Regions from separate parts of the Mus musculus genome. Here all the other regions are linked to region 2. A link is a loop called in an ENCODE intact Hi-C map of the cell type or tissue named here. Cell type or tissue: heart. All regions are shown on one strand.

Region 1 (8,000 bases), 110 kb after region 2:
AGGGATCAGAGTAAAGACGTGGTGGCTAGACTTGAAATTATTCTGAATTCTTCAATACAAAGCACACTGTAGTCTGCTCTTTCCTTCTTTATAATCTTTTTTTTTTTTTGGTCACTTTTTAACTTTTTGTTTTCCTAGATAAACTTAGTTTACTAAGTATATGGGAACTTACATGAGACACAGAACTTGACTGACTGAATTTCAGATTCGCTAGCCATGGGACAGGTCTTCATGGTGATTACCTCGTCATCCCCCTTCCAGTCTTATAACTCCTTTTACTGCTTTGAACCCAAGTCTGCATTTAACTTGGTTGGAAATTGTACCATTACCATCTCTGGTGGCAAGCTATTGTGTTAGCACAATTGACTAAGAATCTGGTAAGAATGGGGATGTAATCTTAGCTGGGAATGGTAGTAGAACCTTTCTATAGTCCCAGTAATCTGAAGACAGACCACAAGATTGCTATCAGTTCAGGGCCAGCCTCAGCCAGAAAGAAAAGAAAAATTCTTGATACTTAATCCACAAACTCTTATTATTTCTCTTGTTACTTTCTCCTAGAGTGTGTGATGCCTTTACCTTCTTTCCTGACTCCTATATCTTTCCATACCCAGAACTGGCACCTGGTGAATATGGTTGCAGTATCTTATGCAGAGAAGTATTGCAGAGAGATGCTATAGCAAGACCCTTATGTTCACCAAAGCTGTGTTGTTTCCTATAACTTGTCCAGTTATGAAAATGTGCTGTTGTAGACTGAGTAGGTACTTATAAGTACACTAGGTACTTCTAATAGGGTGTGGTGATTGAGGGAAAGTTCCTCACTGCTCTTTGGTTTGGCCACCAGGTAAAATCGTTGTTCTGTTCTAAATACCAAATCACCCTCTTAAACATTTGCTACGAAATGAAATTTCAAGTTCTCAGATAATGTAAAGCAGAGACTCAGGGAGAGGCACTTAGAATTTACTGTTCCCTCCTGTGTGGATGTAAAATAGGAGAAGTGTGTGAACCACTCTCCCCTCCTGACACCAGACCTACCATTCAGCCTGCTGCCATTGAGCCACTGGGCTCTGCTACAGAAGTCTTTTGGATTCTGTCTCCTTAGTCGTTGCTGTAAGGCTTTAGGAAACCTTGATGGAGTGGCTTACAGTGCAGATGCATTGTGATGTGGTGTTGCTGCTACGGTGCAATGAGAGTCCTCCTGAGTCCAGTCACAGAATTGCAACTCACTCCTTCAGTCGTCAGAACCCACGATTGTGTTACCATCTCTTGACAGGAGTTCCCTGTCTGCTTGGTACTTCTGACTGACCAGCAGTTGGCTAGTTCATCTTTTGAGTTTGTAGAGCTAACAGCTTGCATGACTGGATCTTCACACTCAGCTACAGAGACAGTTTTCTTGGAGTGTATGTGCTTCTGAGAGGCTTATGAACTTGGTGTGTGTCTCCCCCACCCCCCTGCTTACTATCTAACCATGCGTGTTCTTTTTGCATTTTCTTTACTTTTAATTTCCAACCACTGTCTCTCTGGATGTGCTGGCTTTTGAAAAAATAGTCGGTGTGGAGGATGAATCGAGGAAAGCTGGGGGTCTTGACATGAACGAGGAAGAAACCCGCTCTCTTAGGCCATGGGCTACAGAGGCTGATCTAGTCTTCAGTGTCAAAGATGAAGCATACTCAGAAGAATTGGGCTAGGACAGTGACGGTGACTCTGCCTCATAATGGGAATACGTCGTCTTCCCTCCTCACCCAGTTTATACACAGGATAATGTTGCTCAGTCACTGAGAGGCCTGACTCTGGAGCCAGCCTGCTTGAGTCAGTTCCTACTTCACGGGAGGGTTGTGAGAATTATAGATGCTTAGATCTGGGCCTGGGCTATATTCACTGCTAAATAAGTGCCATTGGTTGTATTAAAAGCTAGAAACAAGACATTACCTTGGACAATCTGTTGTATAACCTCCTGGCACATATGTTTACATGTGATTTTACAAACCTCATCTGGGACGTTACTCATCTTTTTCATTTAGAGGATATTTTTGATTGGACCATGGACCTTGCACATGCTAGGCAAGCACTGTACCACTGAGCTACCCCAGTGCCCTCTTCCTACATGTTATTTTCAGTCAGGCCTTTACTACAGTGGTCCAGGATGACTTAGAACCAACCCACTGTGTGGTCCTGTGCTTGTACCAAGAGGCTCAGCTTAAAATTTTTAAGTGACTACTCAAGTGTTGAAGAGATTATTTCACTCAAGAAAGTGCATTTAGATGGCTTCTAAAGGATTGTTCAGCCTTAGATTGTATGATCCTACCATCCCTGATAAATTTCTTAAGTGATTTGAGTTGAGAGTGCTTCTTTGGTGGGGAGTGCAGCAGGAACAAATTTAATGAACAGTTAAAATAGTCTGGTTACCTCATTGACTACTTTACAATCCTGTTTGATACTAGGTAGCCTTTAGACAAGCTCTTTTGGTGTATCTGTATGATTAGAATTGGTAACAGCCATACAAGGCCCTTCAAGGGTACAGGGAGAGTGGACGTGGCAGGGGAAGCCAAATGCCCACCAACATTCTGAGTCACATAGGGTTGCACCTGCTTTTCCACTCTATCTCCAGCTTCTTGTGGAATGAGCATGCCTGCAGGCAACCCTTTCTACTGTCAAACTGTCAGGCTCTGATGTAACCCAAAGAGAAAGATGCATGAACAACACCCTAAATTCAAGTGTTCTTCTCCAGCTCATTCAGTCTGATACACTCAAGTTCCTGCTGTAATTAATAAAAGCTCAGAACCTTTAAACTGAATTTCTCAGTCCTGGCCTGGATGATTCTTTGTTATAGAGGTTACCCTGTGCAGAGTATTTAGCCGTGTCCCTGGCCTCTGCACCCTAGCTGCTAGTAGCACCTGTCCTTCAGTCACCACTATCAAAAACGTTTATAAGCACTGCTTCATGTTCTCCAGGGACCATAGTCAACCACTGGTCAGTGTGGCGTGTGAAGGGCCTCCATATTCATCTTACTCATTTGCTGTGATGACCTCATGTTCCTAGGACTGGATAACGCTGCTGCTCCCTGTCCTCCCACCGCCTTCCCCTGAGCTTGGCCAGCTGCAACAGCTTGAGCTTGGAAACCCTCTGGATTGTCTTCCATTGTCGCTGCCAACAGCCTTCTGTTCCTCTGCAGGCGTCTGGCTTATCTCCTCTAGCCTCTCTGGGAAGGGGGTAGGAAGAGTACAGGCATGATGTCATTTGCCTTCCCAGGAAGGGTGGAACAAAGGACTGGGTCTCTAGAGACAGTTCCCTCCCTCTACTGGGCCAAGAGGTAGAATCCCACCCCACCCCCTTTCCTGCTTCAGAAGTGTGTTGTTGTGCACATACTTTGTTGTAGGATGACACATCAGCTGGCCTGGCTTTGTCCCTGCCCTTCCTCTGTATAGGATGTTGTTCATGTCCAGTCCTTGGATAGAAGTTTTCTGCCTTTCTCAGTGTGGTGGGAGCCTTTTTTTTTTTTTTTTTTTTTTTTTGTACCCTTCTTCAACTTGAAACTGGAGAAAGGCACAGATAGGAAGAATTAAACCTCTCCTTCTTTTTACTTTTTAATTCCTTTCCCTCCCCCTTTCTAGAGCTTCTGAGGTACACTGCAGTTCTGGGGAGCCTCTTATGCAGATTTGGGTGTGGCTATTCGAGCTCAGTTTTCTCTGCCTCCACCCCTGGCCTCTGTCTCTTCTTGGAGCATAGGGCGTGGGATTGAGCTGTCACTGCGGGGCAGGGCTTCTGCTGATTCTGAACCTGAAAGAAGTCACCAGGGTTTCTTTAATGTGTGAGTTACCCCAAGGGATGCTGGTAACTGTGCAATAACATACTTTACACGCTAGCTTATTGAGAAATATTTTAACCTAAGCAGATTTCTATTTTGATCATCTTCTCTTCATAGATTGGGTGCGGTAGTGACTTTGAACCCCAAACCTTCATTAATAGCCTAGGATAGCCATCAGGATAAAGACATTTTCAGCTCCTTGCAGCATATTCAAGAAACCATAATTTTAAAGAAATTAGACCTAAAGATATTTGAATGAGGAATTATTAGTCTTCTAGGTACAGTCTAGGAAGTATCCCTCTTGACATGGTCCAGTCTACTCTTTCAGAACAGCCAAACTTTAAGCAAACAACAACAAGAACTACACTTGCCATTGTAGTGGTAAAGTTACCATTCATAATGACGATTGTAAGAATAATACATGTGATCTCAACCTCTCATAGTATTACTGGCATAACTCCTTTTGCTATGCCCTTAACTGCCTTTTCTTCCTTCCCACAGCCCCAGCCATTCTGTTTCTTTGTTTCTGATTAGTCCTTATCCATGAAGAAAGGCCCTCTTTTGGATGGATAGGCTTTAGGGAAAGACTGGACCTCAAAGAACTGCTGACTGCAGCAGGAGGCGCAGGTGTCTTGGCAGGTGCTTGGCTTGGAGTACATCAGTAAAAGCTTGCCCAGTATGGTCTCTGCCTCACTGCCTTACTATGCTAGGTTGAATGGAGGCCTCAGCACAGCCTTCCAGATACTAGACTGTTTACTGCTCCCCTGACCAATCTAGGAGCCCAGTACACACTGACTATACAGCCATCAGTAGGATTGAGTTTCACACACTATGTGCTGGGTTTTTTTCAGTACAGCAGTTGTTGGGGTTTCTGCTTATTCCATCAAGTTGTATGTTGTAAACGTCCATAAGGCAAGTTTGTACTAGGAGTAGGGCTTCTGCTCAAAGGGGCCCAGCTAGCACGGTCAGTGAAGCATGACGCTCTTAAGCTCCAGGGTCATGGTTTCAAGCTGCACAGTGGGATCCATCTGTAGCAGTGACTTAGTTTAACTGCTACATTCTGCTGGCTGCAAACCTGGGAGTTGACTGGTGCAAGGGTTGTCCAAATCCCAGTATTCCCAGACAGTAGAGAGCTAAGTGGGGGTTTGGTTGGAGTTTAGTTTTGCTGATGCACTCTTGCTGTGTGGGCCGTGGGGCTTTGCTGGCTTGCACCTGCTGTTGCCAGTGCTTGGTTGTTGGTAAAGTGAGTTCTCCTCTGCTTACAGATGAGCGTGAAGCTGTACAGAAGAAGACCTTCACCAAGTGGGTCAATTCCCACCTTGCGAGAGTGTCCTGCCGAATCACAGACCTGTACACGGACCTTCGAGATGGACGGATGCTCATCAAGCTACTGGAGGTCCTCTCTGGAGAGAGGCTGGTAAGCACAATCAAGTGGGGAAACATTTTTTGAACAAACAAGTATGGGCTTGTCTCTTGGTGAATTCTGCAATGAAGAATGTTTTCTGGAGGAGGGCAGAGTGAAGTAGATATGCTGATTCTGGGCGGTGTAATTGAAACACCGAGCTCTGAGGGTGCAATAATGTTCTATAATAATGTAGCCTCCTTTCTGGGATGCCTGTGTATTTTGTAAGGAAGACCCTAGTTGATGGTTCTATTACGCACAGTGCTAGCAATGGAAGGGCCAGGCCTGGATGCTGGCTCTGAGATGATTCTGCCGCTTACATGAGACCATGGAAGGGGCTCTAAATTTATGTCTTATTGATGATTCTTTGGAAAATGTGAGCTGCCATCTCAAGGTGGCACGACTCAAATCCAGTGGCCTCTGCCAGTTTTATTTTTTTATTTCCCTCTTTCCTTTTGTTTGGGGGTGGGGAAGGGTGATGGTACATGCTGATGTTTTTGTTATCTCCTTGGGAATGGAGCATCTGATAAACTTACCCTGCTCTTCTGGGCAGAGAAATTGTTAGCTCGCAGTGAAAACTGTATGTCTGATTTTTTTGTTTGTATACCTTATGCCAGAGAAGCTTGCTACTCACTGTGACTGACCCAGCAGGTTTTGGCTCGCCTTGGCTTGAAAGCATATGCCCTATTTTCCACCCAGAGCGCATGTAGTTCCATAGGTGGTAGTGCATCTGAGCCAACCTGATGCCTAGGGATAGAGCCCCAAAGCTGTACTGACATCGACAGGAAAATATGCCAGTGGTTGCTGGGGCTGCCAGAAGAGCCGCTTATTTAACTTGACAGCCACAGCAGATCTTTTTGCAGATCAGTGCACACACCTCTGACTGCTGGTAAGAGACTAGGGCTTTGTTTCCCTCTCTTGAGGGTCTGTGAACAAAGCTGCTTCTTTAAACATCAGTAAAAATGAAGACAGTATTTTCTTTCCCCGTCCCTCTGGTCAGGAACAGGGTGTTGCCTTCAAAAGATAGTCAAGCCTCCTCTTATCTTTACGGAGTTCTGTCATGCCCTGCATTCCCAGAGTGCAGACGTCACCACCTCAGTCTCACCGCCTCAGTAAGCCCCTGTGCAGATGGCTTCAGGATGGTGGTGTTTTTGTGGAGCCATGGTCCCATGCTGGGATGAAGCAAAACAGTTGTTTATTGACTTCTTCAGGGAGACTTGTTTTAGAACCTAGGCTAGAGTTATTGTGATATGCATCTTACAGAAAGTAGGCTTTATAACCAGACTTTTCTTTTTCCCATCTGTCAAACCTTTTCCTCCCTCTTTATTTAACCCTGTAGATATATTTACTTCTTTAACCTTGTAGATTTGTTTACTTTTTTATGCTTTGAAATGATAGCTTTGACAAAATGATAAAAGATCACACAGATAGGGATTGTTTTGAACACTTAATTTTTTCTAGTACTGTCCAGTCTTTTAGGCAGTGTGAAGTAAAATGTTTACCTTTGCATACCCAGAGCTCACGAAGACTGATGGTGATGACAATATCATCATATAATACATGACTGGGGCCTCACCTGCCTTTATCTAAGTAGAGAAAACAAAGAGAGGGGGTTGTTAGCTTGGTTGATTGGTTGGTACTGGTTGGTTGGTTTCAGGACACAGTTTCTCTGTATAGCCTTGACTGTCCGGGAACTCACTCTGTAGACCAGATTGTACTCAAACTCAGAGCTCCACCTGCTTCTGCCTCCAGAGTGCTGGCACTAAACCACCACCACCCGTTTTTGTGTTGTGAGATAGGGTCTTTTATTATAGCCCAGGCTGGCTTAGACATAATAACAATCTTCCTACCTCAAGTTTCCAAGAGCAGAGATTACAGTGTGTACCTAAATCTCTGTTTGTACCACACACACATTCATTCTCAATCTCTCTCTCTCTCTCTCTCTCTCTCTCTCTCTCTCTCTCTCTCTCTCTCTCTCTCGTTTTCTAGTGACTTAGAAATCTAGGAGACTAGGGATAGAGAATAGAAGACACCTGTCACCTCCACCCTCTCAGGCAGTCATTGTCAGAATTTTGTTTTCTTCTTTGATTTATTCCTAACAGCCATCTTTGGCTATAGAATGGACAGTCTAATTGTTCATGTTCTAGTGAGGTAATGCTGACTTGGGCATTCTCTCTCTTTGGTGTATGGGATTCTGGAAGAGACACAAACCACACTCTTATCCTTGGCTCCTGAGGCTGTTAGGATTCAGTGAGCCCCGAAAGGATTCCTGCATATTCAGATTCCAAAGCTTCCTGTGTTAGTTAATGGCCAGTTTACTCTGCACCTTCACTCTAAACCCTGGAGAAACAGACATCTGCAGTCTGTCTGCAGCCCTGTCTCAGTTACTAGCATGTTAGTCCTTAATCGTCCTCACTAGCTCAGCAGGGAATAGTAGACAAATGTTTGAAAGACTAGAATTTACAAGTTTACTTTCTTAATGAAGTTTCAGGTTCTTTTACAGAGGGGAAGTTCTATATGTATGTGTTTTTACTGAGTGAACCTGAAAAAGGGGGAGTTAGTTAATGATCCTGAACACAGTCTGGATTTAGCCTAACAAAGTGAATTAGATACATTTCAGGGGCTTCAGGTAGCCATCTGCCTTGCCATGGAACTTGATTCTGTTCTTGAGAAGAGAAATCCCCCCTCCCCACCGTAGGATTGGCCCAATATCCAAAATGTTCTTCCCACACCCTCATGTCAGGTATGTGGTCATAGAGCAATCAGACTATTGTTGATTGGGAATCAGTGAATGAG
Region 2 (8,000 bases):
TAAACAATAGGATCTACTTGGGCTAATATATAACAAAGAGAAGACTAGGGTATCATTCGTTCTTTTCCAAACCAAACAGGTGGTAGTAGACAGACTTCTTGTTCACACAGATCTGGCTTCAGGTGTAGTCCTATGACTTACTTTGGCATAAAATGGGGAGAAAGAGACCAAGTGTCATTTGCTAGTTGCTGATACCTAACCCTCTATCACAGGCTTCCCTCACCAGGGAGTGGAACCACTCATTGACATGGAGGTACCCTAACATTAACATACCCTGGAATGCTGAGCTGGTACGGTGAAGATAGCTTCCCCAGAAAGCCTCTTCAATCCAGAGCTGACTTTACAAAGCAAAACATTAACCTTTGTTGAATTAGGGACCTGTTATGTTATGCTAAGATTTGGGAATTTTGTATTATAGCATCATAACACAGATGACAGTTACTGATACATGTTAGGAACATTTCCCTCCATATTTTAAATGGAAAGTTAAAATGACAAATTATATCTGCGAAACTTTTGTGATTTTGAGTGTCTCCCATCCTTGCTAAATATCGAACTTCGATACTGACCTAAATACTGACCTCACAACATTTTCATAACAAAGTATTTCTAATGGGCATCATGGTGCATGCCTTGGAAGCCCATCACTCAAGAGGCTGATATGGGTACATTGGCGTGAGTTTAAGATGAGCCTTGTAATAAAGTGAAATCTTGTCTCAAAAAAGCAAAAAGAACCCCTACATTGTTTCTCTGGAAGACAAAGTCTAATATAATTATAGGTTTCTGGTTTTTCTTAATGGAAAATAGTATGTTACTGACATGATAATGATAAATTCTGGGTTCCTTTAAATCAACCTTGATTCTAAAGTAAAGATCAACTTCTACAGAACTGCTTCTGAGATATTTGAAGATAATTCTGAGTTGTCACCGTCACTAAGTTTAAATTTTTGTTCTAAATATTTGCCTTTTAAAGAGATATCTTTCAGGGCTGGAGAGATGGCTCAGTGGTTAAGACCACTGACTGTTCTTCCAGAGGTCCTGAGTTCAATTCCCAGCAACAACATAGTGGCTCACAACCATCTGTAAAGGGATCTGATACCCTCTTCTGATGTGTCTAAAGACAGCTACGGTGTACTCGTCATATATATCTATCTATCTATCTATCTATCTATCTATCTATCTCTCTCTCTCTCTCTCTCTCTCTCTCTCTATATATATATATATATATATATATATATATAAAGTAAAATTTTAAAAAAACATCTGCAATAATTATATTTTAAAAAGAGATATCTTTCAAATAATATCTCTAGGTTTAGAACTGGTCTTTTCTGGGTGATTTTTATTTTCTATCAAAAGATAGAAGTGGTGAGGTATTTATGGTAAACCTCTGAATCTTTGACTTTCACATCTTTTTTGGACTAATTACCAGTTGGGGGAGTTCCTTTTTGAAGAAAAAAAAATAAGACTTAAGTGGGAGTGGAATGGGGGAGATGAGTCAGCCATCAAAGGAAGATTTAAGTACCTGCTATCTGTGATGAAGGAAGCATTGAGGTGTTACCATTTCACAATAGCTTTGGAAGAATTTAAAGTGAGGCATTCCCCAGCATTGATGTGGTTTAGATTGGTGATCTATTAACAGTGTGGCTAGGTTGATACCAGAGACATACTCCACTGACCCTCGAAAGGGAAGCAACTTTCATTTCTAGTGGGTTTTCTTCATTACTGGGTAGCAGTTCCCATGTAGATTTTGTTTGATTTAGGTCAACAAATACTTTTAGTACCTCTTAACTGAACAACACATTCAAAAGAACAAAGAATCCTACCCTTGAAAGAATTGACCTTCTGGCTCTGTTATGAACCTTCTGAGGAAAATGTTAAATTACTTGCCTTCCTCAACTTTTTCCATATAATCAAAAGCAAACTGATAGTAAAGCTCTAAAACAAATAATCGTCTTCAACGTACTATGACAATTTTTTGTTTTATTTTAGTACTAAAATATGCTTCCATCAGCCCAGGTTGCTTTTTAAGCAGGTGGGCAGATCTCCAGGGAACACTGCCTTTTAAGTCAAGGACCATATTCCCTTGAAAAGCCCACAGTTGGGGATCTTACAGAAATGGGAGGAAATCAGTTTCTCCAGACCGTGTTCTCCAAAGAGCATTTCTATTCCTAGAATGATGATTCACCATCCTTTCCCTCCCATTAGTGCAGTTTCAGGACTTCTACACAGCCTGGGAGCTGACAAGATAGCCAGTGGGCTGCTTTGTGGGGGGCAATTAACATAAATTCAAGAAAATGTCCATTGTCAGAAAATGGAGGTGGTAGAACTCCAGCGTTCACGTCATCTCAAGGATCCTCTATAATAACCGGGAGTCCAGGGCAAAGCACCTGGCCTCTGGTTAAAGTTGAGTCTGTGCTTAGCCATGAGGCAAGAATTGGATAAACCACTTGTAGGCTGTTCCCAGCTACCCTCGAGGGGAAAGGTAAAATAGCATTCACATGGAGGAATCCATTAACCGTTTGAAGAAACACATATGACTGGCTCCAACGCCCAAAGCTTCTCTCATAGAGGTCAGCGTCATCGGTCTTCAAGCTGGACATCATCACTGAGCTCCAACCAAGCAAACAAACGACTCACCCTAACCTCCCGGTGCAACTCCTTTTCTAAAGGCGAACGTCGCAGGGAAGAAGAGGCTGCACAAGTAACCGAGAAAATTAGCCTGTCTTTTTCAATGGCGATAATCGAATTAGCCTCAAATTAAACGAGTAATTGGTCCTTACTGGATGCAAGGATAAAAGCCCCCATTGTCCTTTTGCTCTCGCAGCAGCGGTTCCAGCGGTACCCACCCCGCCCAGGCCAGACCCTGGCGCAGGGTGCGTGGCCCGGGGCTTAGGAAGCGCCAGAGCTCCGGAGAGCGTGCACGCGCTCGCTGTTCCCCGCCGCATCCGAACCATCTCTGGGTGGGCGGCTGCCGGGCTGTAGGGCTGCGCGCAGGACGGAGGGCGCGCGACAGGGAGAAGCCGCGGAGGCTTGAGTGCTGCGGGAGGCGTGTGCGCGCTCCCGCGACCGAGCCTCCCCGCGCCCGCGCCCCTCTCCCCGCCCCGCCCCTCCCCGCGCCCCCGCCCCCGCCCGCGCGTTTTCTCCTCCCTCCTCCCCGCCCCGCGCCCGCCCAGCCCCCGGAATCTGTGCAGCTGTCGCCGTCCAGGCTGCAGATTCCTCCAGTCCCTCCCCCGGCCGCCTCTCTGCCCGGAGCGAGCGCGCAGCCCAGCGCAGCAGCGCCTACTGGTCCCGTCCTGTGAGCCCCGGCCCCAGCCGCCGACAGCCCTGCGAAGTCGCCTCCCAGGCCTACCGGCCCGGCCGCCGAGGAGCGGGAGGAGGACGGGACCCCGGCCCCCACCCCCCACCCCACCTCCGGAGGTAGGTCAAGGGCCGAGGCAGGAGGATGCCAACTCACCCGGGGCTGCCTGCGGGAGAGCGGAGGAGGGGCGCGGGCCGGGGCGCATGACGCTGCTGCTGCCCTGCACCCCGGAGGCCGTGGGGGCGGGGAGCCGGCCCTCCGGACGCGGCGGGTTTCGCAGTGAGGTCGCTTGCCCCCCCGGACGCACTCGGTCCTGTCAAGGGGGTGCGTGCCGAATCGGGGGTCTCCCGGGGCCTCTTCCAGGCTCTGCGAGTAACGGTGTGGGGCTGCGGGCAGGCGTGGTCCGTGCTGCTCTGCAGCAGCCCCGCCGCCCCCGCCTCGCCCAGTTCCGCGCCCGCGCAGGGCTGGGGGAGCCGCCCTGGGGTGCGGCGCCCGCCCTAACGTCCTGCCACTGGGTCTTCAACAGGTTCGTGCGGGCTCAAGGACCCTCGGGCCCTGCCTAGGGAAGGTGGGCTAGGTGCCCTCTGGTCACCGGCTCACCGTAGCCTCTCCGAGGGAGCCTTCCCTTTGTTTTGGTGACAGGAGAGGTGCCAGGTGGTACCATCTAATGAGGGGAGGCTGTACGGAAAGCATTGCCCTTTATTTTTGCAGTCAAGCCGGGGCACTTAGTGAGGAAAGGGATGTGTGGGAGTGCTTCAGCAGAAGAGAAGATGGATTCGATGCGGGCTTTTGGGGCGGGGATGTGTGTTGTTGGCAAGATGGATGGCTTACGGTGCCCTCGCCGTGATGCAGCACAATGCAGCAGTATCGCAGTCTCCGGGCTTCTCGCCGACGGGGCTTGGCACAGCTACTCGGCGCCTGCGGCCCCCGCCCGGCCCCACCCAGGCCCAGGACAGCGCTTTGTTGGCGCCCAGAGCTGCTAATACCTTGCGGTGCTGCTGTGGAGAGACGTAGTGTCAGAGTGTTGTAGAGTCGGGAGGAGCAGGTCACCTAGGTATGCGAGGGGCAGCCTTTGGGGCAGCCTTCGCTTTGGGGGTGACCTCTCCGGCCCCTCCTGGTGGGTGTGGGCACCCAGGCGCACCCTGCAGCAGTGATGCAGGCAAAATCTGCTGGCCTGCTGCTGCAGAAGGAGCCTGATGCTAAGGAGGGACAGCACAGGAGGGAGGGGCTGCAGAAGAACACCCCAGGCTGTGTGGTGCATTTGGTGTGGAGTTGCCGATTTTCTGTGCATCGCCCATAAACCATAGCCACAAACCAGATGGACATTGATTCCATTATTTGTGGAAAGTTAGTGCTTATTAATTAGATGGTCATAGTCATGATGTTGTAGTTATTTCTCTTCCTTTCATTATTTCTGAGAAAATGGATTTTTCCTTTAGGAAACCATCTTTGAAATGAAATGATTTTTCATTTTAGATCATATGCTCCTGAAAACGTTTACTAAATTTTGGATTCAGCTGGTTGTTTTAAAAGAAATTTGTATGAGACTCTTTTAACCTGGTTTTTAATATGATTTTTCTGCAAGCAAGCACAGTTATTTATTTGGATTCTCTATTAAGCATTTTTTGATAAGTGTCATGATTGATAGTGAATTGGTTTTCTCCAGAATCAGACTTATAGGTTCAGGTACTCAGGTGAAGCCTCCAGACATGACTAATGGGGTTACTGGCTTCGTTTATGGCTGCTTATATGTATTTTTGTGTATATATATTGTATAGATAGATGTGGCTGGGGAGGAGGGTTGAGGCCTCTACTGTTGAGATGGTTCTGAAGACCATTTAAGTGTCTTCACAGGAAAATGCCCCGTTAAGCTGCCAGTTCTGTACTTTATTTATGAGGTATGAGGTGGCATATGGGATAGATTTCAAATGTCAATTCAAGCTTTCTTAAAATGTACATGTGAGAGACAGACTTCAGTATACTAACTGGAAGGAAAGGTCAGCTCTCCAAAGCCAGGGGTGAGCCTGCTTTTGTTTTTTGTTTGTAATATCCGGTGAATCTGTTAGTACAGAATAGAACAGCCTGTAACTGTGGGGTGTGTAGTGTCTGTATATGTGTGGAATGTCTGTGATGTGTGTGGAGTGTTATGTAGTGACTATGTGTGGTCTATGTACAGTGTATCTGTGGTGTATGGAGTGTGTGGGGAATGGCTATTGAGTGGAATATGTCTGGTATGTGTATGTGGTATATGTGGGGAGGGGAGTGTTTGTGTGTGCCTGTGGTATGTCTATAGTGTTTGGTATCTGGTATGTGTATGTGGTATGTGTGGTATAGTATATATGTGTAGTATGTTTGTATGTGTGATGCGTGTCTGTGGTGTGTCTGTAGTATGTGGTGTCTGGTATGTGTGTGTGGTATGTATGTGGTGTATAGTGTGTGTGGTATGTATGTGTGTGGTATGTGATGTGTATGTGGTGTATGTATGTGGTTTATGTCTGTAGTGTGTGGTATCTGCTATGTGTATGTGGTGTGTGTGGTGTGTAGTGTATGTGTATAGTATGTATGTGTGTGTGGTATATGTGTGTATGATGTATCTATAATGGATGTGCCTGTGGTGTGTCTGTAGTGTGGTGTGTGTGTGTGTGATATGTCTGTAGTATGTGTTATGTGTGTGTGCCTGTAGTGTATCTGTAGTGTGTGGTATGTGTGTATGTTGTGTGTGGTTTTGTGTGTTGTATATATGTGTGGTGTGTGTGGTATGTGGTGTGTGTGTGTATGTGTACATTATTTGGGCTGTTCAAAGATGGGACTTTGTGGATTTGAACTTCACAGCTGTGTTGGCAATCTGCGTAAAGATTTTTTATTTTATTTTTTTTTAGTGTTTCATGCATGGATTATGCAGACATTTTAGATTTACTATGCTGTAAAAAAAAAACCTGCTGATGTCACAGGAGGTTTAGCTGTTCTAACTTACATACCAGCTGAAGAACTCTGTTGGGTTAAGCACCTGGTATCACCACAGTGACCAAAACTTTAATCTGCCATAATGGAAAGTTCTGGGCAGCAAAAGCAGTGTCCTGGGTCATCTTACATTGGTGAAGAGCCCGGGGAGAGGTCTATCAGTGATGTAGGAATGGGAGCATCCTTAGCAGAGACCTGCAATTTATTTAGACAATTTGATTTTTTTTTTGTCTTCATGTATGAAAGTGTAATGGTCCATGTGGAGGTACTATTTTGAGACAGAAGGATTTTACTACAAAAAAAAATTTTTTTTGTTTTTGTTTTTTTTTTTTTTGTTTGTTTGTTAAACATGAGGGGCAATTGCTGTTGAGTGTTCTGTTGTTAAAGTAATTGAAAGCTTTTCATCTTAAGATCCTCATTTTCACTTAGTTGTTTTTGAGACAGGAACCACTGATCTCAGACTCGGGCTTAAGTGACCTTCCTGTCACCCTAACTAAAGAGCATATTTTTAGTGACAGTCTTATAGTCCACGTTCTTGTATTTCTTTTAACTTATTAACCTTAGTGCTCAGTAGTAATACTGCTTTAATTATGGCCGGACAACGGATTCCTTTTAATGAGCCTTTTCTAATGTTCTGTGGATTTCCTTATGTAGCCCTGGGTTCTCCTGCAGGTTATTGGGAATGCAAACCAACTTTCTGTGAGGAAAGAGCCAGTGTCTCCGTTAAAAATGCTACCACTGTAGCGCTGAGGATTCTCCTCGGAAGCTTCAGTCTGTATGTTTTATCTAAGCACCTTTTCTTCAGAAAGACCAAGTTTAATACTCTGATTGTCTTGGTAGTAGTTATGCCATCCATGTTCAAGCTTATATAGTGTAGCAATAACATTTTTTGGAAATTAATGACTAAAACTTATTCCAAATGGACAGACACATATTTTCTATTTTAACATATCATTTCAGGGGCTGGAGTCATGGCTCAGTGGTTAAGAGTGTACACAGCTCTAACAAAAGACAGCTTCAGTTTGTTTCCAGCACCCATTCTAGGAAGCTCACAACTGCCTGTAACTCCAGTTTCAGGGAATATGACTTTATGAGCACACACACAATACATAGAATTAAAATAAATATTTTAAAAGTCAGTATGGTCTTTGGAAATTAGCAGAGTCCCTCAGTAGATTGTTATGAGTGCATCCTCTTGAGCCCACTCCAGAACTTCCTGCTCACTCTCTGTTTTTTAATAAAATACATGATGTGTTTGAGCATCCGGTTAAGGAACTCTGCCCTGCTTTTCCAAACTATCAAAAGCTTCCGGACATCCTGAATTCTATTTCCCAAGCTGTGTAATGGTGGAAGGAAATGAGAAGAGACCAGCAAAATTGTCCTCTGGCCTCCACATGTGCACTTGGCCTGCCCCTCCTATCTTGCACACATACAGACTTGAGGGGTAATGAATTTAAAATTTCATGGTTTCCTTTATTCTTCCTTCACCATAAAGCTGAAGTATCTCTGGCTATGTGTATGACATGTGTGTGTTTCCTGCCACTAGATGAAGAAACCTGGAGAGTCCTATTTGTTTTTGGTTATCTAGATCAATAGTGTTTTACATTCCTTCCTAGAAGACTTCTGAAGTTTAAAAATTATCACCAGAGGGCTTCAAGAGTGAAGCTGGAGCCTGAAGCACACAGACCCTTTACAGCCTCTGCATCTAGTCCTACCCTGGCTCCATTTTCCCTTAGAG
Region 3 (8,000 bases), 250 kb before region 2:
GCTTGGCTTGCCTAATAGAACATTTGGTAAGAGCAAGTAAGTTCTGACAATATAAATTCTTATTAATTAGCACTTAATCAATAAAATGCAACATTAAGCATATCCTTAGACCTACATATTACAGTAGCTTATAAAACAATTGCTATGTTGCTTATTATATATCTTACATTTACATTTATACAGCATGCATCCTTGCTGTAAGAAAAAGCTGAAACTTCAATGATTACACAATTCTCCTTTCCCATCCTTGTGTAGATAAATTACTTTAAAGAGGTTACAAACATACATTCTCCAGGCATACTCCTTGTTTTCAAATGTCTAATTTATCCTTTCCTAAGTTTTCATCGCAATATACAAGTCTTCCAACAAAACTTATGCTTCCCAGGCATCCCACATGTCATGCATTCTTTGTCATTGTGTCATCTTGCCACATTATAATCATGTGTCTCTCCCATCAGACTAGAGTTCACTGGAGACAGGCAGTCTTCCTGATTGCCTTGTTTGCCTAACACAGAGTACAGAATAGGTATTTAATAACTCTTTTTTTAAAAAAGATTTCTTTATTACATTTATATGAGTACACTGTAGCTGTCTTCAGACACACCAGAAGAGGGCATCAGATTCTATTACAGATGGTTTTGAGTCACCATGTGGTTGCAGGGAATTGAACTCATGACATCTGGAAAAGCAGTCAGTGCTTTTAACCTCTGAGCCATCTCTCCAGCCCCTTTAATGACTCTTATTAAGCATTTGACACATCTTTTGTGGCTATTTTAAGATAAATTTTAACTGTAATAAAGATGATATACAAATTGTGATTTTTGGTTTTTACTTTCTTTCTGAGACTTCACTGCAACTCAATGAGATCCAACAATAAAAGATGTATGGAGCCAAACACTGGTAGGAAAGGGACAAATTTCAAGTCTTCCACAGCAGTTGCTAAGACTTCTCTGTGCCTCAGAAGCAAGTTTAATTTGTATTTCTGGCAAACAGATAAGAGCTTGACTTTGGGTGTGATAAGGATGAAAAAGAAGAGAGACATGAAAATAAAATTCAAACCAAAGTTGATGGGCTGTACAGATGGCTAACAACCTATAACTATTGACATCCTGGCAGGTTCTAGGATGCAAGAGAACACATTGGGTAAGGGGTATGAGAATGGGCAGAGGCATGGAAGCAGGTAGAGGTGATAGATCTGAACAATCAAGTGGACTCAGTGGGCATACATCTATCTAAAGCTTTCCTGCTAAGTCAGGGAGTAAAGAGGGAGATGAATTAAGCCAAAGGTCTCAGCAAAGTAAAAAGAACTCCCACTAAGAAGGATCATTGGCACCACAGAGTCCAGTTATAATTAACCTTGTTGTTACAGCTTAAAACAAAAGGTTCGATTTCAATTCCCAAAAATCTCACACTTCCGGTTTCAGAAAGCTTCTTACCTAAATGAATTCAATTTATCTGAAATTAAGTAGCATATATAAACTATGTCAATGGTGGTACCAGAGTGCACAATGCATGGTTCACAGATGCATCATTCATAGGTTTTATGTGAACATAAATAACTATGTGGGTAAATAGGCTATGAGATGAACAATACCCAAGACAGGTACAGATGAATTGATAGTGGAGGCTAAACAAAATTTATCTTAGAACTAGAACAGCAAGAGAGTATGTGACAGAAGTCATAGGAGGGTTTGGAGAAGCTCCTGTGCTCAGTTTTGTGATATAGGGGTTAATTCTAGACTCTGGAACTATGGGGTAAAGCCTAAAATGAAAAATAGGACCGTATTATTACAAATTAGAATGCCTGGTGAGAAAGCCAGGAGCTTTGATGGAAAAATCAACATGATTGTGGAAAATGCTTCAAGTTCTGTATTTTTTTTCTCTAGACAAATTCAATTAAATGTATTTAAACAAAAGTTATAAAAGAGTAATTAGGCCCTACAAGCTAATTATTTTCTTTTTTCGAATAAGTGAGTTGTAACAGAGGCAAGCAAGCATCCTTTTTATGGTTTTTGTTTATATGCTTCTTGATTTATATCCTAGGTCTAAAAGTAAGCTATAATATCCTAAGCTAAAATTATCTTGCTATAAATTTTTAGTATTTTTCTTTATAATTTCTGCCCAGGAGACCCAAGTTTCCCTGGAAATGAAGCACATGTTAACTGGGTATTTGCCTCAATGCTGGGCTTAAATTGTGTTTTCACTATTTCATGCATTTGGAGCTGACTATGACACATTTGGGGCAGAATGTGACATATTTAGCTTGACACATGTGGGGCTGAATGAATGATTGAAAATAAAAGTGTAAGTATGCACATAATGATTTTGTACAAACTATCTGTTAGGACATGAGATTCCTTTGTCTGCAAACTGTTTTCAGAGTGATTGATTGCCAAGGGGATGCGTCTGCTTGCACACAGGCACAGCCCTCGGAGAATCAGTCCAGTCTGACTCCAGTCTTTCTGGACCAAGAGCTGGATTGCGATTGCAGAGCCCACTGTCCTAAAACTACATGTTTTTGTGATAGAAGAACATTGTGTTCCTTCCTTTAGTGGAAAAGGGTCTCTAGCAAAGTTGGTCATAAAACACAAGTCTATAGATAACCTGTGGTTTCCATTGAGACAGTTACAGAATTAGTATCAGGGAAGGGGAAGGGATCATATCTTTATATATCTATTATACTGTTGTTTTCTTCCATATAGATTTTAAAATGATGTGTAAGAACATATTAAGCTGCTAACAAGAGAGTGGATACTTAAGAATGAAAATAAGGGAGGAGCACAAAATAGAGCTAGGAAGAAGTCCATAAAGATGCTTACCGTAGGACCTCTGCTATGGGTGGGCTTGCACTTGACTCTAAACTGGCTAATAGTCCTCCATCTGCTAATGGCATTAGCCTCAATTTGCTTAAGAGCATTTTTTTTGAGGAAAATGGAAAAGTCAGGGTAAAGGTTAAAAATACAAGAGTGTCTGGCCAACTCATTTTTTCATTTGGCTTCCTTCCTGTAGGAATAGATCTTAACATATCTGGGACAGAGAACATACTGAACTGTGTGTCCTTAATACAGCCCTCCTCAGTACACTTCTGGGACAGGATGTTCAGAGATATCCAAAGGTATTGAATTCGAAATCTAGGCTGGCTGGACTGGCCATCAGCAGAACCCCGAAGCTCTCTGAAGCTGTTCTGTCTCTTCTTCTACAGTGTCTCCCCTTCTATAGTCAGACAGCTCAGGAGCTTTGTCTGTTCTTGCTGTCTCCATTTCTTGCTCCACCATCACCCCTCAAACAGTTCTAACCTGGTTTCCACTCAAACCGCATCAGTAATGCTGTCTTGCGAAGGTTCACAAACCACTCTTCAGTTTACTTTTTACTTGGTCCCAGCAGCATTTGGAAGTTCCTTTACCTGTATGTTTCTGCTTCTATTCAGTTGACTCAACGATGCTGGAGTTCCTTCAGATATGAGGAGCTGGCTCCGGCAAAATTAGAGAGTAAAAACTGAACACTAGTAACAAACAAAAGACATCTACTACTTCTGAATCCCATAGCATATGGTTTTATTGAACAACAGTAGCACGGTATGTTTACCTCCTCAACTTCCAGTCCAAACTCCTTTTGCTGTTCTTTTATTTCAGACCCAACAAAGTTAGGAGCTACATTTCCCTGAATTGCCTTGGACTTAAGATTTCAAATGTAATTTAGGCTTTTACAGTCAGTGATATCTACATGAATTTTGAACTTTGACCTGAATTATCCCAGGATAGTTTCCCAGACTTACTAATTTGAAGATGCTGGGTGACAGGACAGTCTACGCTACAGCTGAGAAGTGCTTCTGCCAAGACTAGGGGGCCTTGGGGATGGAATTTCCCTAGAAGTACATAACTCTGGAGATCCCAGAGCTTTCTAAATGAGAAAAGGCAGTGGACACTTGACTTCAGTAACACTTATTAAGAGCCTACTATGTGACCTAGATGTTCGATTAAGTGATTCACAACCAAACACGGTCTTCAGCCTTTCCATGATCTCTGTGATGACAGTAGTAGGACTCTCTTTTTAAAGATGAAGAATCTAGTTTCAGGTTAATTGTGCATGATTTGGGGTTTCCTGGACAAATTTTTTGGCATGTTATCAAAATACTATTTAAAAATTTATTTTTATAATAAAATATTTATTCACATATAACTGAATAAAGAGGCCTGTTTGATAAGCAAGAATAACACAAATGTTATGCACTGTCTTTCCACTATGAATGCTAGCTCAAAAGGTTGAGATTGGCAAGTACCACATTAGCTTCTAATTCATTTGCTGTCTTTTCTTACTGTCTGCTTTTTCACTTCAGAGATATCTGAAAGGATAATTCCACTTGAGTTCCAGGAAATAGAACTGCTATGAATTATTGCTAATGTTAGCTTTCTAGTGCTTTAATTTCATCTCCTTGTTTCAGTCAAGGGTAGTAGTTAGATAGCAGTTTTCACATCACCTAGGAACTCACACACTCCTACTTTCTGCAGGTAATACTCACTTGAAACACAGGGGAGGCAGTGTTGCTGGTGCTGTTTCCGTATGTGATTTCTCCATAGACTTTACTTTCTGTAACTTTGCTCAATGGTAGGTTAATAGGGCAGTTTTCAACCTGAGTTTACAGCATGAAATGTCCTGAGTTCCTTTAATTATAGATTGGTTTTCTGTACACACACACACACACCACACACACACACACACACACACACACACACACACACACACATTATCCTGTTTCAAAGACAAAAACTGTGCTATAAATCATAGAGCTTTCTTATAAAATATTGGTTTTGGGGGGTTTTTTATTTGGTTCTTTTTTACATTTTCTTATTAGATATTTTCTCCATTTACATTTCAAATGCTATCCAGAAAGTCCCCTATACCCTCCCCCAAGCTCTGCTCCCAAAGCCACCCACTCCCACTTCCTGGCCCTGGCATTCCCCTGTTCTGGGGCATATAATCTTCACAAGACCAAGAGCCTCTCTTCCCTTTGATGGCCTGATAGGGATGCTACATATTCACCTAGAGACACAAGCTCTGGGGGGTACTGGTTAGTTCATATTGTTGTTCCTCCTATAGAGTTGCAGACCCCTCTAGCTCCTTGAGTACTTTCTTTAGCTCCTTCATTGTGGGCCCTGTATTCCATTTAATAGATAACTGTAAGCATCCACTTCTGTATTTGCCAGGCACTGGCATATCCTCATATGAGACAGCTATATCAGGGTCCTGTCAGCAAAATCTTGCTGGCATATGCAATAGTGTCTGGGTTTGGTGGTTGTTTATGGGATGGATCCCCAGGTGAGGCAGTCTCTGGATGGTCATTCCTTCCATATCAGCTCCAAACTTTGTCACTATAACTCCTTCCATAGGTATTTTGTTCCCCATTCTAAGAAGGAACAAAGTATCCACACTTTGGTCTTCCTTCTTGAGTTTCATGTGTTTTGCAAATTGTATCTTGGGTATTCTAAGTTTCTGGGCTAATACCCACTTATCACTGAGTACATACCATGTGTGTTCTTTTGTGATTGGGTTACCTCACTCAGGATTCTATCCTCCAGATCCATCCATTTGCCTAAGAATTTATAAATTCATTGTTTTTCATAGCTGAGTAGTACTCCATTGTGTAAATGTAGCATATTTTCTGTAGCTTCTGGCTATTATAAATAAGGCTGCTATGAACATAGTGGAGCATGTGTCCTTATTACAAGTTGGAACATTTTCTAAACAGCCCCACATCCCCTCAAGAAATAGAAGCAGTAATTAAGGGGCTGGTGAGATGGCTCAGTGGGTAAGAGCACGCGACTGCTCTTCCGAAGGTCAAGAGTTCAAATCCCAGCAACCACATGGTAGCTCACAACCATCTGATCACGAGATCTGACTCCCTCTTCTGGAGTGTCTGAAGACAGCTACAGTGTACTTATATATAATAAATAAATAACTAACTCTTTAAAAAAAAAAAAAAGAAGAAGCAGTAATTAATAGTCTCCCAAGCAAAAAAAGCCCAGGACCAGATGGGTTTAGTATAGAGTTCTATCAGACCTTCAAAGAAGACCTAATTCTGCTGCTGAGGCTGAGGCCGCCTCCCAAGCCAGGCAGACTCATCAGATCCTTCTACAAAAGGCTATACTCAACAAAACTGGAAAACCTGGACGAAATGGACAAATTTCTGGACAGATACCAGGTACCAAAGTTGAATCAGGATCAAGTTAACCTTCTAAACAGTCCCATATCCCCTAAAGAAATAGAAGCAGTTATAAATAGTCTCCCAGCCAAAAAAAGCCCAGGACCAGACGGGTTTAGTGCAGAGTTCTACCAGACCTTCAAAGAAGATCTAATTCCAGTTCTGCATAAACGATTCCACAAAATAGAAGTAGATGGAACTCTACTCAACTCATTCTATGAAGCCACACTTACTCTGATACCTAAACCACAGAAAGATCCAACAAAGATAGAGAACTTCAGACCAATTTCCCTTATGAATATAGACGCAAAAATCCTCAATAAAATTCTCGCTAACCGAATCCAAGAACACATTAAAGCAATCATCCATCCTGACCAAGTAGGTTTTATTCCAGGGATGCAGGGATGGTTTAATATACGAAAATCCATCAATGTAATCCATTATATAAACAAACTCAAAGACAAAAACCACATGATCATCTCGTTAGATGCAGAAAAAGCATTTGACAAGATCCAACACCCATTCATGATAAAAGTTCTGGAAAGATCAGGAATTCAAGGCCCATACCTAAACATGATAAAAGCAATCTACAGCAAACCAGTAGCCAACATCAAAGTAAATGGAGAGAAGCTGGAAGCAATCCCACTAAAATCAGGGACTAGACAAGGCTGCCCACTTTCTCCCTACCTTTTCAACATAGTACTTGAAGTATTAGTCAGAGCAATTCGACAACAAAAGGAGATCAAGGGGATACAAATTGGAAAAGAGGAAGTCAAAATATCACTTTTTGCAGATGATATGATAGTATATATAAGTGACCCCAAAAATTCCACCAGAGAACTCCTAAACCTGATAAAAAGCTTCGGTGAAGTAGCTGGATATAAAATTAACTCAAACAAGTCAATGGCCTTTCTCTATACAAAGAATAAACAGGCTGAGAAAGAAATTAGGGAAACAACACCCTTCTCAATAGTCACAAATAATATAAAATATCTCGGCGTGACTCTAACTAAGGAAGTGAATGATCTGTATGATAAAAACTTCAAGTCTCTGAAGAAAGAAATTAAAGAAGATCTCAGAAGATGGAAGGATCTCCCATGCTCATGGATTGGCAGGATCAACATTGTAAAAATGGCTATCTTGCCAAAAGCAATCTACAGATTCAATGCAATTCCCATCAAAATTCCAACTCAATTCTTCAAGGAATTAGAAGGAGCAATTTGCAAATTCATCTGGAATAACAAAAAACCTAGGATAGCAAAAACTCTTTTCAAGGATAAAAGAACCTCTGGTGGAATCACCATGCCTGACCTAAAGCTTTACTACAGAGCAATTGTGATAAAAACTGCATGGTACTGGTATAGAGACAGACAAGTAGACCAATGGAATAGAATTGAAGGCCCAGAAATGAACCCACACACCTATGGTCACTTGATCTTTGACAAGGGAGCTAAAACCATCCAGTGGAAGAAAGACAGCATTTTCAACAATTGGTGCTGGCACAACTGGTTGTTATCATGTAGAAGAATGCGAATCGATCCATACTTATCTCCTTGTACTAAGGTCAAATCTAAGTGGATCAAGGAACTCCACTTAAAACCAGAGACACTGAAACTTATAGAGGAGAAAGTGGGGAAAACCCTTTAAGATATGGGCACAGGGGAAAAATTCCTGAACAGAACAGCAATGGCTTGTGCTGTAAGATCGAGAATTGACAAATGGGACCTAATGAAACTCCAAAGTTTCTGCAAGGCAAAAGACACCGTCAATAAGACAAAAAGACCACCAACAGATTGGGAAA

Evidence for each region. A loop is a pair of places that touch in the nucleus more often than their neighbours do. Peaks named below come from ENCODE experiments on the same cell type or tissue, not always from the same donor. Only the 100,000 strongest peaks of a DNase experiment are listed, where the experiment ranks them.
Region 1: a loop joins it to region 2, with 4 times the contacts of the local background. A loop is called at or near these places in 9 of 42 quality-filtered maps.
Region 3: a loop joins it to region 2, with 5 times the contacts of the local background. A loop is called at or near these places in 4 of 42 quality-filtered maps.

Annotation. Positions count from the first base shown.
Region 1 is chr11:30,156,513-30,164,512 of GRCm38, reverse strand. Sptbn1 (spectrin beta, non-erythrocytic 1) reads left to right here. Exons shown (of 35, transcript NM_175836.2): 2 at 5,068-5,219. Among named protein-coding and RNA genes, the nearest start is that of Sptbn1, 59 kb to the left of the region's middle. In heart, no CTCF peak of the experiment used is centred here; DNase peaks (open chromatin) are centred at 3,182, 3,712, 5,972 and 6,292; H3K4me3 peaks cover 966 bases; H3K27ac peaks cover 6,646 bases.
Region 2 is chr11:30,263,368-30,271,367 of GRCm38, reverse strand. Gm8098 (predicted gene 8098) reads right to left here and starts at 3,910. Exons shown (of 3, transcript NR_168037.1): 1 at 3,458-3,910. It also overlaps a transcript of Sptbn1 not described here. In heart, a CTCF peak has its summit at 4,421; DNase peaks (open chromatin) are centred at 2,977, 3,247, 3,767, 4,287 and 1 weaker place; H3K4me3 peaks cover 5,246 bases; H3K27ac peaks cover 3,869 bases.
Region 3 is chr11:30,512,377-30,520,376 of GRCm38, reverse strand. The region is part of intron 3 of Acyp2 (acylphosphatase 2, muscle type); the gene reads left to right. Among named protein-coding and RNA genes, the nearest start is that of 4930505A04Rik, 45 kb to the right of the region's middle. In heart, a CTCF peak has its summit at 598 (motif pointing right); a DNase peak (open chromatin) is centred at 3,086.